5 separate regions of the Homo sapiens genome follow, and all the other regions are linked to region 3. A link is a contact called in ENCODE Hi-C or POLR2A ChIA-PET data. All regions are on one chromosome and are shown on one strand. Each heading gives the region's core, a stretch centred on a gene start or an enhancer-like site at or near the end of the contact. The rest is flanking DNA. Distances are from core to core; before and after follow the strand shown.

The links. Hi-C counts contacts between places; a loop is a spot of excess contacts on that map. ChIA-PET counts read pairs that join two places held with the same protein, here RNA polymerase II (POLR2A). Pooled maps may share reads with other maps.
Region 1: a loop to region 3 is called in a pooled map, with 18 times the contacts of the local background. The contact joins the promoter of NUMA1 here to the promoter of FAM168A in region 3. A Hi-C loop is called at or near these places in 1 of 37 single-sample maps with no recorded cell type and 7 of 50 pooled maps. POLR2A ChIA-PET finds 5 or more read pairs at or near these places in 2 of 52 experiments (OCI-LY7 and naive thymus-derived CD4-positive, alpha-beta T cell).
Region 2: a pooled map shows a loop between it and region 3 (25-fold over the local background). The contact joins the promoter of LAMTOR1 here to the promoter of FAM168A in region 3. A Hi-C loop is called at or near these places in 9 of 50 pooled maps.
Region 4: a loop to region 3 is called in a map of B cell, with 7 times the contacts of the local background. The contact joins the promoter of INPPL1 here to the promoter of FAM168A in region 3. A Hi-C loop is called at or near these places in 2 of 168 maps with a recorded cell type or tissue (B cell and CD8-positive, alpha-beta T cell) and 8 of 50 pooled maps.
Region 5: a map of CD8-positive, alpha-beta T cell shows a loop between it and region 3 (9-fold over the local background). The contact joins the promoter of XNDC1N here to the promoter of FAM168A in region 3. A Hi-C loop is called at or near these places in 2 of 168 maps with a recorded cell type or tissue (CD8-positive, alpha-beta T cell and naive thymus-derived CD4-positive, alpha-beta T cell) and 9 of 50 pooled maps.

What each region holds. Positions count from the first base shown.
Region 1 is chr11:72,079,112-72,081,811 of GRCh38, reverse strand. NUMA1 (nuclear mitotic apparatus protein 1) reads left to right here and starts at 1,270. Exons shown (of 27, transcript NM_006185.4): 1 at 1,270-1,354. LRTOMT (leucine rich transmembrane and O-methyltransferase domain containing) reads right to left here and starts at 962. Exons shown (of 9, transcript NM_001145310.4): 1 at 927-962. LRRC51 (leucine rich repeat containing 51) reads right to left here and starts at 962. Exons shown (of 6, transcript NM_145309.6): 1 at 927-962. RefSeq lists enhancers at 1-903, 915-1,184, 904-1,859.
Region 2 is chr11:72,102,034-72,104,733 of GRCh38, reverse strand. LAMTOR1 (late endosomal/lysosomal adaptor, MAPK and MTOR activator 1) reads left to right here and starts at 1,437. Exons shown (of 5, transcript NM_017907.3): 1 at 1,437-1,551. The coding sequence starts at 1,510. The region is part of intron 5 of LRTOMT (leucine rich transmembrane and O-methyltransferase domain containing); the gene reads right to left. It also overlaps the pseudogene LOC124902837. RefSeq lists enhancers at 351-871, 1,652-1,731 and a silencer at 1,282-1,551.
Region 3 is chr11:73,596,811-73,599,510 of GRCh38, reverse strand. It overlaps FAM168A (family with sequence similarity 168 member A), which reads left to right and starts at 1,399. Exons shown (of 8, transcript NM_015159.3): 1 at 1,399-1,588. RefSeq lists silencers at 956-1,185, 1,316-1,445 and an enhancer at 1,337-2,065.
Region 4 is chr11:72,223,517-72,226,216 of GRCh38, reverse strand. INPPL1 (inositol polyphosphate phosphatase like 1) reads right to left here and starts at 1,450. Exons shown (of 28, transcript NM_001567.4): 1 at 1,051-1,450. The coding sequence starts at 1,232. RefSeq lists silencers at 965-1,174, 1,185-1,544, 2,095-2,494.
Region 5 is chr11:71,927,314-71,930,013 of GRCh38, reverse strand. XNDC1N (XRCC1 N-terminal domain containing 1, N-terminal like) reads left to right here and starts at 1,420. Exons shown (of 6, transcript NM_001375847.2): 1 at 1,420-1,649. It overlaps RNF121 (ring finger protein 121), which reads right to left and starts at 968. Exons shown (of 9, transcript NM_018320.5): 1 at 890-968. The coding sequence starts at 952. XNDC1N-ZNF705EP-ALG1L9P (XNDC1N-ZNF705EP-ALG1L9P readthrough) reads left to right here and starts at 1,420. Exons shown (of 11, transcript NR_172895.1): 1 at 1,420-1,649. RefSeq lists an enhancer at 1,278-1,587.

The sequences.
Region 1 (2,700 bases), core at 21-2,520, 1.5 Mb after region 3:
AGTACTAAAAAAAATGAAGCTCTAACTGTAGAGCTTTGAGTAGCGGACCACGGAGAAGGTGTGGGGAGAAAAGGGAATCTGGGGACAGATTGAGAAGGGGTTTTACTCCTTGGAAGAAGAAGGAATGAGGCACTTCACGCCCCAGGAAGTTTCCTACATCTCTAGAATTAGGGTAGCGACTGCGATTTACTCAATCTAATGCTAACCGCATGTCTTGGAAGAGGGTCTCAGTTCCTCAGAGGAAAACCAACCCCATTTCTGAGGGCGTTTCTGATCTCCCAGGTTATGCCTGGAACTTGAAGCATCCGATTTTGGGAGCTTTATGTTTGCGTTGGGGGCGGGGTTCGTTGTTTTGTTTTGTTTTTGTTTTGTTTCGTTTTGTTTTGTTTTGAGATGGAGGTATCGCTCTATAGCCCAGGCTGGAGTGTAGTTGCGTGATCACGGCTCACTGCAGCTTCAATCTCCGGGCTCAAGCGATCCTTCTACCTCAGCCTCCCTAGTAGCTGGGGCCACTGGAGCGCGCCACCAAGCCCGGCTAATTTTTTTATGTTTTTGGTAGAGACAGGGTTCGCCATGTTTCTCAGGCTGGTCTCGAACTCCTGGCCTTAAGTGGTCCGCCCGCCTTGGTCTCCCAGTGTTGGGATTACAGGCGTGAGCCACCGCTCCCGGCCCTGGGGGTGGTTCTTAAGCATCCCCAAATCTGTATGGATATATATCTCAACGCCTATCCCTCCCTCTGCTCCCCCTCGCCCAGTCTGTCCCATGTGAGTGTTGTATCTTGTTCGCTGTGAAAGGTGATGAGGGTCGGTGGGGGAAATCTCAGATCCCCGAGCAGGAAGGTTCTTAGTCGTTCTGTGAGTGCCCCTCCCTTCTCCATAGATCTCTTGTCCCCTAGAACGGGTTTCCTGTTTTCCCGCCCGACTCACCCGCAGTCGCTTCCTCTCCAGTCTTGGCGTCCCACTGCCTCAGGGTTACTCAGAGCAACTCCATGGCAACTGCTTTCGTCACCACAACCCGGCAGGCGCCATAAGTACTGACGCGATGCTTACCGGGACCTTCAGTTTGTCAGGGGCGGGGCTTCAAGGCCGCGGGTGACGCTGGGATTTGTAGTTCTCTTTGCCTTCAAGTACAGGCCGGGGTCCGGAAGCGGTGATACCCCTTCTCTTTCCCAGTGGCCCTCAAACTTCCTTTTCCCGGGTCCTTAAGCGGGCCCCGCCGACAGAGGCCAATCAGAGGGCAGCGCGAGGGGGCGGGGCCATAGTTTAAACTAATTGTGCGCTCACAGCGCTGGCGCGAGCCCACGAAGAGGTACGATTCCGGAGAATCGCGAGGCAGAGCGGGAGCGCGCAGCCAGGTAACCGGCGCGGGCCCGCGTTTGGCGTGCGGCCTGGGCACCCCTGCGGGTGCTCAGGCCTAAAAGGGGTGCTGGAGAGGCCGCTGCGAGCGGAAGGCCTCCTCCATAACCGAGTCCGAAAGGGCAGAATCTATGGGGGTAAGGTTTGTGAGGAGAGGCGCCTGAGAGGGAGGAGCCGGGGGGGGGGGGGGTGCCTTAAAGGGGAGGGTCTGTTTGGGGGCGTGTCTGTGGAATTAAATCTGAAGGTGACTGGGGTCGGGGGTATAGGGCAAGTTCCCGAAAGGCTTGTAAGCGAGGGGTCGGGTCCTGGAAAGTCTTTGCCTTTTATCGTTAACAATAGCAGTAGTTATGGTAGTGCAGTAGTCAGCATTTTCTGAGCTACACCGTCCACAATGACCTGCCAAATGTTTATCTTTTTAATCTTCTAACCACCTGTTATACTTTAAAGATGGGGAGCCTGAGGTTTATAATGTTTAGCTTGGCCCGGGTTACGTAGCCAGTGCGAGGTTGGCTCTACTTTGGGTTTATGGGTTGGGCATAAATGGGGACGGGGAAGGTGCTTTGTGGGGGCGCGCGTTGTCTTGGACTGGTCAGTGTATTTTGAGCCTCACTTTTCATATATGTAAACAATGACCTTACCTGCCTTACCTACTTCCTGGGGTGGTTGTCCTGGTCAAAACAGGTTAAGTCTTTTTTTTTTTTTTTTTTAATTTTTGTTTGTTTTTGTTTTTCATCCATGGACTCTCACAGATAACATGTTTCATACACGCACCTCGGAGAGTACAAATTTATGACTATAAGTGGTGTGACTGTGTGAAGATTGTGGGTGGGCGGGAGCCCACTGGGTTGATGCTGCCGCCTCTGGGTACTCTCTTTTGCTTACCTCTGAGTTAGCACTTGTCATTTTTTTTTTTTTTTGAGACGGAGTCTCGCCCTATCGCCCAGGCCGGAGTGCAGTGGCGCGATCTCGGCTCACTGCAACCTCTGCCACCCGGGTTCAAACAGTTCCCTGCCTCAGCCTCCCGAGTAGCTGGGATTACAGGCGCCCGCTACCACACCCGGCTAACTTTTGTATTTTTAGTAGACACAGGGTTTCACCATCTTGGCCAGGCCGGTCTTGAACTCTTGACCTCGTGATCCGCCCGCCTCGGCTTCCCAAAGTGCTTGGGATTACAGGCGTGAGCCATCACGCCCGGCCTGCCATCTGGTATTTTAAAAGTCTGCGTGTTTGTCTGCCCTTCTAGATAACGAGAGACTTTTTCGTCACTGTATCCTAATGGCTAGGCAGGATTTGCGACATGTAATGGGAATAAATGTATGCTTTGGAATAATTTCTTGGGCTGAAA
Region 2 (2,700 bases), core at 188-2,687, 1.5 Mb after region 3:
ATGGGGCATGGGGTGAGCCAAGGTGATGGGGTGACTGTAACATGCTCATTGATATGCAAGTTTTCTGTAAGCAAGGCCATGCCTTGGGCTACAGGGAAGAGTCAGAACCTGTCACTGTGCTCCAGGAACTCCCAAGTTTGGTAGGTGAGACTGACCCAGGAACAGAGAATACAATATAGTGTGATCACTATTGGATGTTCCATGACTACAGGGACTTTGGCTGTTTTGTGAACTGCTGCATATCCAGATATAACAATGTGTGGCACATAGTAGACGCTCAGCAAATATTTGTTGATTCAATAAATGCATGAATTAACACTGGATGAGGATTAAGCATAGGGAGCTGGGCATGTCCAGAGAATGGAGTCAGAGAAGGTAATCAGGAGGACATTGTACTGAGTCTCGAAGACAGTAAAGACAGTAGGCAGACCAGGCTGCATGTACAAAGTCCAGTAGATCAATCAGGAAACTACATTATTTCTCTATGTCCAGTGAAACACATTGCTGACCCCTCCACCCCTCACCCCAGAACATGCAGTGGGAGAGGTGTCAGGCTCTTGTTATGTCAGACGGGTAATGTGCCAAAACAAGATTTGAGGGTGGCACATTTGATACATGCTGGTGAACACCCAATCACACGCTCATGAACAACAAATGGATCACTATACAATCTTGGACGGACTTGGACCTGTGTTCAGGGCCCAAGGGAAGACATGGAGCGGGGGTTAGGAAAAGAGAACTGATGGTCAGCTTTGTGCGTTCGATTACAATGGGTGCTGTTAAAAAAGGCAGAATTAAAGATAAAAGCCTGAAAGCAGAGAGGTCAGTGAGGTGGCTTCTATCTCCTCTACCAGGATTTATCTCCGCTGCGCGTCAGCATGTGAAGGTAGTATAAGGTCCCTTCTTCCTGTAAGTCGCAGATCCCCAGCCCAGGTGGAGAATACACCCTCTGTGTATTCACCCCCAGCCCAGCTGGGCGATACACCCTCTGTGTTCCCCGACTAGGTACTGGTCATCTGGATCATCTGTGTGTGTGCACCCAGACCGTACGATCTGGAGCATCAGGCCTGGATCCCAGTCGCCCCTCGCATGGCATTTAGAAGAGTATATCACAAGGGCATACGAGGGCATTTGGTACGAGTTCGCTCAATGGCCCAGAAAAGTGGCCTAGTGGCCACGAGAACGCATAACACAATTCACGATGGCCACTACTGCCAGTTTAGAGACTGGAAAGATGAAGTCATGTGATCCGCCCCGCCCTTTCCCCGCATCACGTGCTTGCGTGTACGGTTACGCCTTCCCATTGGTTGACAACGATCACGCGCTAGCGGGCGGGACCGGAAGCCGGGGTATTGACTGAGGCGGCCAAGCGGCTCCGGGACAGGGGGTACGGGGGGTGGGGGCGGGTGGTTGCCTGCGGGAGGCCGCCGCGGGTCATGTGACCGGAAGGGCTCCTCACGGACGCCGTCCCTCCTCGGCGCGGCCTGAGCGCCCGGCCCGACCCCGGCCATGGGGTGCTGCTACAGCAGCGAGAACGAGGACTCGGACCAGGTGCGGCCGCGGCAGGCGGGGCTCGGGAATGAGGGCTAAGACACTGGGGCATGGGGCCCAGAAAGAAACCTGCGGAGGACGGGCAGCCGGACTGCAGGGCTCACTGAATACGGAGGCCTGGAGGGGACAGATTACAGAGGAGACGCCAAGCCGGGCTCCTACCCCTGTTAAAGCCCCAGATTTCTACACAGTCCCCGCCTCGGGGTGTGCAGGCAGCCGCCTGTCCGGCTCGCTCCCACCACTTCCGTTTGCTCCTACCTTCAAAACTTTTCAGATTCAAGGATCCTCAGTCTAGGTCCCCGGGAAACACTCCCTTCCCCAGCTTCCTGTGTCTTCTGTGTATTAGTGGGCTTTGCGAATCCATTTTAGGGGTGGGTAAGCTGAGGCCCTGAGTTAGTCTGTCCTGAGATGAATCAGGAATTCGTGTATCGTCTTAGTCCCTGGGGTTGCAGAAGGAAGGTCGCTGCTAGTCTAGGGCCAGGGGACGACTCTGGAAGTTGGTGGCCTTTGAATTGGCCAATGAAGGATTTAATCGATACAGTGAGGACATCGGGACATGTGGGAAATTGTCTGGGAAGCAACAAAGAGGATTTAGCTTTGGCTAGATTGTGGGAAAAGAGAAATGGAGCGGGAAGTTCATTTGGTTCTGAGTTTGGCTTGCCTCAGTGCAGTCTGCCTGGGGCCTGAGGGTTCCTTTAGCTGGAGACATGCCTATTCTGAGAATTTGGCTGTAGATCTGATACCTTTGGAGAAAGGGTTAGGCTGGGGAGACCTGTACAGTTTTAAATTCTCCCTCTTCCTCTTAGTGCATTCTCACTTCTCCCCACACTCTAATCCCTGCCCTGCCTGGCCTGACATTCAAGGATGAAGTCTCAAGTTGCTGTCTACTCTCCTTTTTTGATCGTCTCTAAGCCCGGATTCTACATTTGAACATATAGTAGACCTGAGAGAGTAGAAAGGTTTCAGGTAGCTCACGGTCTAATGGGGAAGATGGTCACAAAAATAGATTATATCACTGGTACTTGGGAAGTAGTTCGTTCTTCAGTGAACGTATTTTGGATTAAGGGCTTAAGCCTAGGAAAATGTCGTTTGTATGGGAAGCAAGGGTGGCTTCTGGTTCTCAATTCTCCATACACCCAATGAACACAT
Region 3 (2,700 bases), core at 150-2,649:
AACCCCATCTCTACTAAAAATACAAAAATTAGCTGGATGTGGTGGCGCGCGCCTGTAGTCCCAGCTACTCAGGAGGCTGAGGCAGGAGAATCGCTTGAACCCGGGAGGCAGAGGTTGCAGTGACCTGCGATCGCCCCCACTTTACTCCAGCCTGGCTATAGATCCAGACTCCGTCTCAAAAAACAAAAAAAACCTACGTGCAATCTGACACCCTTTCCCCCAAGATAATCATTGCTAATATTTTGGCGAACCTCTTTCCTGAAATCTCTCCATGCTTGTAGAATATTGTGTCAAACCTCACATAAATGCACTCGTGTAGACATGCTGTTGTGTAATCAACTTTTTCCCCGAAGAATAAATTGTGAATAGCTTTTCATGTCAATAGATTTATATCATTTTAAATGGCTCCTTAGTATTGCATTGTATGTATATGTCACGTCTTATTTAAGCAGCACCCTATCGATGAACATTTACTCCCTTCATAATTAACTACGTCATATAACAACTTTGTGCATTCATCTTTTCGAAATTGTTCGATCATCTTTTTAAGGTAAATTCTTAAAAGTAATGGAGCTGGGTCAAGAAGAGGATATGCCCTTTGTCGTTTGGATTCAAGTTGCCGAATCGTCCTCAAATTTGCAGGGAGACCAGCGAGGAAGCTCCGGCATTAGTTCTGGTGAGAGACAGCTGAAACGGAGATGGCGAGGGATGAACAGAATCACAGGTGATCTAGCCCATCAAGGCCCATCCTCGGTGGGCTGGCGTATTCCTTCCCTTTTGCCTCTCTTTCACTTCTTTTTCTTAACATGGAGGAAGAACCGAGAACTCCATCTCCCAGCATTTCGCAGGGACCACACTCCCTGGGAACTGTAGTACCGGGTCTGAGAAGGGTCCGGAAGGAGAATAGGAAGCTGAGGGGCATGCTGGGAGGTGTAGTCCAGAGACAGAGACGAGAGGGAGAGGGAGAGAGGGAGAGAGGGAGAGAGGGAGAGACAGAGAGTGTGTGTGTGTGTGTGGGCGGGGGGAGGGGGGTGTCTATGCAAAGAGGATGGAGACGCTGCGAGTACGGCCCCTTGGGGATGGGGCCTCGGGCGACCTGACTTTCCTCACAGGTGGTCTTTGAGTCTACAAAATTCGCCAGCGGATGGTTGGCTTTATTCCACTGTCCGTGACCGGAGAGGGCGCGGCCCCTCTGCACCGGGCTCGCGGCGGGAGGCGCAGGCCGCGCGCGGGCTAAAGCAGGGCATGCCGGGAGTTGTGGTCCCGGCGCTCTGAGGCTGTGGGACGTGTCGCGGCGCCGCGCCGGCTCCTCCTTCCCTGCCCTTCTGAGCGGTCCCCCGCCTCCTCCCTCCGCCTCCTCCTCCCTCGCCCGCAGCCGAGCGTCCCCTCCCCCCACCCGTCGGGCTCCTCGGCGGCTACTGCAGAGGATTCAGAGCCGAGTCGCTGAGGAGGAGGCTCCGGTCCCCGCGCGCCATCCGCCACCCTACTGGACACGGGCGAGAGCGTCGCCGCCGTAGCCTCCGGAGAAGACAAGGGCATCGCCGCCTCAGCCGCCGCCGCCGCCGTTTTCGCCTGCAGCTGCTCACCGGTGAGGAGACTCCCCCCGCCACAGGGTCCGCTGGTCCTGAGTCTGGGCCGGTGGCGCTGGCGAGAATGAGAGGGGAGGCTGCGGAGCCCCCGTGCAGGTTGGGGGGAGGGGGTTGAGGTCGCGATGGAACGGCGGGCTGGCGGGGGAGACTTGTCCAGGCGCTGGCCGGGGGTGGGGTGAGGGTGGGACCCAAGCAGGTTGGGGGGCGGGCGACAAGGGAGGAGGACTTTTGATGGAGAATAACCCAACCTGGGACAGGAGAGTGGGGTGGGGGCGTCGGGTTGGAATTCGGGATGGTCTTGGGGCGAGGTGGAAGATGAGACTAGGGTGGGATGGCTTTTAATGGGGGAGGGGACTGAATGAGGGTGGTGATTTGGGTTTGGCCTGGAGCAGTTGACAGCTTGGGATCTGAGCTGGGGTGAGGGGCAGGGGAATGATTTCAACGGAGAGTGAGTGGCATGTACAGGGTTGGTTAGGGCCCTGCGTAGTGTTAATTCAGAAGGGTGGAATTTGGGGTGGACCTGGGGCAGGATGATGGAGGTGGCAGGAGTTGGGGGTGAGGGGCTTGGCATGGGTTGAGACCCAAGCTTGAAGTGGGTGTTTGTCATCTGGGGCTGGTGGAATTTGTGGAGACTTATGGAATAGCATGGGTTAGGATAGAGCAGAAGAGTGCAATTTGGGGGTTTCCTGGGGTGGGCTGATGGAGGTTGGAATAGGAGTTGGTGGAGGTGGGACATTCAGTGAGGGGAGTGTGATGGTGAGCTGGCAGGAAGGGGCCACATTGGAAGTCAGGCCCGAAATGGGAGGACAGGGATGGAAATGGAGTGTGGGGCACAGTGGGTTGGATTTAGGGTGATCTTACAATCACTGGAAAGGGCATGGTGGCTCCTTGGTTGCAGAGTCAAGGCAGAGGGCACATAAAACATCACTGGGCTGCTTTCATTGAAAGGATAGCGGCAGGGGTGAGCAAAGTTGGGGGATGGTATCTTGAAGAAAATATCCCTTGGCCAAGGTGGCAGAGGGAGTTTTGGAGAAGGACTTTCGGAGATGAGCTGGTAGGCCTGGGGAGGTGGTTGCTGATGGTGAGGTGGCACAGGGGAAATTTAAGGAAT
Region 4 (2,700 bases), core at 201-2,700, 1.4 Mb after region 3:
AGAGCGAGACTCTTTCTCAAAAAAAAAAAAAAAAAAAAAGGTCTCCCCTGGTCTAGGCTAATGTGCGCCCCGACCAAAGATGTCAGGAGAACAAAGGGGTAAGGAAGGTACAGTGGGACAGGAGTTTGGGAGGGGGTTCACAGAGCTAAGAAAGATCTAAATAAAGATCTAAATAACTGATCTAAATAAAGCAGCCCCCACAGATTCCCACTCACTGGGCCCACAGAAGCCAACTCAATGTCAGACTGCAGGGCAGGAGGTACAAAGCCGCTAGAAGGCTGCAAAACCAAGAGTGCTAACTCACCCCAGCACCACTACCAACCACACTGGGCTGAAAGGCACAGCCACAGGACCTGGCCCACTCAGAGAAGCACCAAGTCTGGCTCTGCTCTCACTCAGCACTCATAGCTCAGGGCTAGGGCAGCCAGGTAACCAGGGCTCAAGCCCAGAGCCAGGGCTCAAACACTCACTCATTGGTTCAGAAATAATGGCAAGGTCCCATACAGCCTCAGCCTCTGCTTCCCCAAGCCTTCCTCTCTACACCACCCATCACCGCCCCCACCACCCATACACGGCCAGGCAGAACCCCAAAGCACCGAAAGGGGCCCTAAGGAAGCTGCCAGGCATCCCCACACACCCCGTCAGTCCCTCTGCCCCGACTCCCTCTCCTGCTCACCACTCAGTCCCTATCCAAACGGGACTGCACACAACGTGGAATGCACATCCTCTCCCCTGCTCCCTTCTACCTGGAGGATGCCTGAAGGGGTCTGCCGGGGAATGCCCGAATTTTTCGTCATCACAGTCACACTGGGCCACAGAACCCCATATTCTCTACCCTCAAGGCTCCTGAAAGTGCCCCCAGACACACAGCAGGAAGTGCCCCTGCGTCCCTCCTCAGACCCAGGAGAAAGCCAAGGCTCCCACTCTGGGGGGTGGAGGCGGGTCTGGCGTCCCACCGCCCCAGAAACCCTCACCCGGGCCCTTTCCACACCCGGCCGTGCCCGCGCTCCCGGTCCACGCCAGCCCGCAAGGAGCCCCCGCCCCACTCACAGGACGCAGAGCGCGAAGGCCCCCGCCACGCTCTCGCTGTCTCGGACCAGGAAGCTGCCATCGCGGCCCGCCCGGGCCAGCAGCTCCTCCGCGGCCGCCCGGCTCAGGTCGCGGTGGTACCAGGAGGGGGCCTGGCTGCCCAGGGCGCCCCCCGGGCCCGGCGCCCCGCAGGCCGAGGCCATGGCCCGCGCAGGGCTCAGCACCGCCCGCCCCCGCCGCCCCGCGCCATCCGCCCCGAGACGCTCAGGGCTGAGGCTGGGGCCGGGCCCGGGGCCCGGGCTTGAGGATCCGTGGGCCGGACAGAGCCGGGGATCGGGACTCAGCACTCCGCCGCGCAGGCCGCCTCGTTCACCGCGCAGCCGCCGCTGCCTGCAGCGCCGGCCTCAACTTGAAGAGAAAGAAAAGTTTGTTCAGAGGCGGCGGGGGAGGGGCAGGAGCGGAGCGCAGGGCCGGCTGCCGCCCCCTCCCCCTCCGCTCGGCCCGCAGCCCGGGCCGCCCCTGCCCCCAGCTCCTCCTGCGGGGACGGTGCCCCCACCTTCCCGAAGGGCCCGGGACCTCCCAGACCCCACAATGATCCTGCCCCCATCATTCACCCGAGGAGATCCAGTCCCCAAATCCCCATCGAAATCCGAGTCCCCCCATCCTGGCCCCGACACTTCGGGATCCAGGCACCCCCTGGAGAATTCAGCGCTTCTCAGTTCTCCCAATGATATGACCCCTAAGCCCCATAAAGGTCTGATTCCACTCCATGGCTCTTCCTCTCGTCCCCCTTACAGCTTGGCTGCATCGAGTTCCCCAAACCTGCGAAGGATCCAGGACCACCCCCTACCCATCCTCTTCCCTCCACCCAAGCGGGCGGGGCCCCCAACTCCTGCGAAATGCAGCCCCCTCTTAGATCTGAACCCCCAACTCCACGGGAACCGTCCCCCGGCAAAGCCTGCGGGGAGATTCCCTGGCTAACCAGGCTTCTGAAGATTCTTACTCTGGCGGGGGGCCCAGACGAGGTGCGACGTTCTCGAGCCTCTCACGCAGCCCCTCCCAGCCCCGCAGAGCCCTTCCCCCTCTCGGCCAAGTTCCCCAGCACCACCCCCCACACCCGCAGGCCGGGCCTTGAGGGGGTTCAGCAGTCCGAAGCCAGGAGGATCCCTGGCCCGTCTAGTAGAAAGTTCCCTCCCGGGATCCCGGCCGCCGCACGCAGACCCCCACCTCCCGGGCTGCTCCGGCGCCCCCTTCCCCGGACAGCGGCCCTGGGCTCCAGGCGGCCACTTAAGATGGCCATCCGCGCGCGCCCCCGCCCTCCGCGCCGCCCGCCCCGCCCCGCGCCGCCCCGGGGAGCCGGGGGCAGCACCGCGCCTCGCCTCACCCCGCCCCGCGCCTCGGTCCCGGAGCCGCTGGCCCACTGGGTGACCTCGGGCAAGTCGCGGCGCGGGGTTGAGCGTCGGCTTCCCGCTCTGGAAAATGGGGATCCTGTGGCGAGGGCCGGCTCTGGGGGCCGAGCTCGTACCGCGCTCGGCACCGGGCCTGGCGCCCAGCCCGCGCTCCCGAACGGCGGCTATTTTTATTATTAATTAAGGAGAAACGAAGGTGACAGCTGTGTAAACTGTAAAGCGCGGCTGCGGAACGAACGGGTATTATTAGCACTCGCCCCCG
Region 5 (2,700 bases), core at 171-2,670, 1.7 Mb after region 3:
AGGTAAAGGGAACATACAATCTCAAGGAGCTCACCTTCAAGGAACTCATAAATCCAGAAGAAGAGAGAGACACTTATTTATCGTTTAAAACTCAGCAACTCCGGGAAGCCTTCCCTATCCCAAGCTGAAATGTTGCACACTTCTCAGTGCCACCATTATATCTCTAATGCAATGACTAGTCTTCTTGTCTGTCTCCCACCACTAGACTGTGGGCTCTTCAACGGAGGGGCCCCTTGTCTCCCTAGCACCTGGCCCAGAACCCGGAGCAAAAGTCATAATGTTTATTAAGTGAATAAATGCATGAATTCCGGCATACAATCATTTATTCATCCACTTGTTCCTTCATTCGTTGGCCAAAACTTTACTGAGCATGCATTAGATACAAAGTCTTAGAATGGAACGATAAATAAAACAGTTCCAACTTTAAGATAACTCAAAGCTATACTACTAGTGGATTAGCACTCTTTCCCGGTCTGTGTCCCCAACCCCCACCCTAGGCTTAGACAGAGTCCTCTCCCACAGTAGAAGCCCAGCCTTCCCCTGAAGAAATTCACGTCCCTCCAACTCAAACTACCTCTTAGCCCTTCGGTCCTACCCTAAGACACCCAGCTAGTAATCACAAAATCTTAACACCCCCACCCCTCCGACCTCTCTCTCTGTCCTCCATCTTCACCCTTGAGGCTAATGCAAGTCTTCTACTCCCAAGGCCGCCTCGGAGTCCCCAAGTCAGGAGTGCCTCTGACTTCGCTCTCCACGCACCCGCCCCCTAGTCAGCTCCTTCCCTCTCAGGATCTTTCCCTTCTCTCCTAAGACCCCCACCTCCCGATACCTCACTGCCCCTCCCCTCAGTCTCAGGTTGAGTCTCTCCTCGTCTCTCAACTCCGCTTACCTCATCCAGCTCCCGTTCCCCAGCAGCACCACCTCCAACCTCCACCTCCACCACTGCCGCCATCTTCACGGCTCGCCCCCTCACCGCAGTCCCCGCGCGAGCCAGCTGCTTCCGCTGCTCAAGTGCTCCTAGCCAATCGGCGGCTCGGACTCCAGCAGAGGGGGCGGGGCATCAACACAGGCGGAGACTGTCAGGGATCAGGAGGTTATCTACTTGCTGCACGTTTCAGGGTCAAGGAGAGGGGAGTACCGTGCCCTTGCAAGCTTCAGCAAGGGAGCGTTCTTGGAAAATGAGAAATTTGAATCGCATTATTTTCAGTGCAACTATTTAACCAATTCTTCCCTTTGGAGAGCCAAATGGGAGCGTTCCAAAACGGGCAACTTTCGCGACGCTCCCTCAGTCTGGGCTCCAAGGAGCGAGACGTGGGGACTAGGAACTACGTTTCCCAAGCTGCACTGAGGCTGACCCGGAAGTTTAAATTCCGCTCCCTCCACGAAAGAGTTGTAGTGAGTGAAAATAAATATTAAAACACACGGAAATGTATTTTCCTGGCTGCAGCACCTGCCATCTTGCCTCGGTAGGACTCATTTTCAAAAACAGCAGCTTCTTGAAGCCCCAGAACGCATTCCTGTGCTACGGAAGACGGAAGAGTAGCTCTCGGGGTCAGAAGGCGAAGGTCAGAAGGCCGAATTGGCGGGAGAATAGGTTTGGTGGTCCGAGATCCGAGGCAACGGTGGCTCCTCGAGGTCCACGGTCCCGGGTGAGGGGCGTTGGGATTTGTTGATGGGGAGGGGAGTGGCCGAGAGGGAGGAGGGTGGCCATCAAGGAAATGAACTGAGCAGCCTGTTCCCGATGAGCTGTGAAAGCAGCGGTGCGGCTTGAGCTCCCGAAACTGAGAGCTGAAGAGCCTTGCGGGACCTCCAGGGCACCCACATTCCGCGTCTTACTTAGGCTGTCATGCCAGTTCACACACCTCGGCACACTTTTCTAACCCACATCCTGCGGCCCCAGCTTCTGCCTTACCCTCCTTTTTATACACCATTCACTGTCCCACCCCTACGTATACCTTCATAACTGATTTTTCAGCAGCCGGTGAACTCGATACCTTGCAAGCCTGTAGCCCCAGCTCACACGCCTCTGGGCGTCCGCCTGGATCTGTCTGGTGAATGGAACTAGGATGGCCTGTGAGCCCACAGAACGTCTAGAAAAGTCAGCTTTACATTGGGACCAACAGAAAATTACAGGGAATTATCTACATCATCCACAGGCATCCCATTTACTTAAAAATAATCATTTTTATTTTGTGACACTTAATACGGAGAATATTGTAAATACTGTACACCCATCACCCTAAATTGACTACTGGCATTATGATTTATTTGCTTATTTTTTAAAAGCTAGATAATACAATAAAAGTTAAACTTACCTGTTTTTTCTACTCTCAAGCCTATTACCCTCTCATCCTCTCCAGAAGCAACTATTATGAATTAGAATTAGCTTGTGTTCTCCCAGTCCATTTTTAATAATTATATGTAGCCATGACTATATAGTATTGTATTGTGTTTCATTTTGTTTTTTAATCTGAGTGCTTTTTTTTTTTCTTTGAAACGGTGTCTCGCTGTGTTACCAAGGCTGGAATGCACTGGTTCAATCTGGGCTCACTGCAGCCTCCGCCTACTGGGTTCAAACGATTCTCATGTCTCAGCCTCCCAAATAGCTGGGACTACGTACGCGCCACCACGCCTGGGGAAATTTCATATTTTTAGCAGAGATGGGGTCATGGCCATGGTCTCGAACTCCTGACCTTAAGT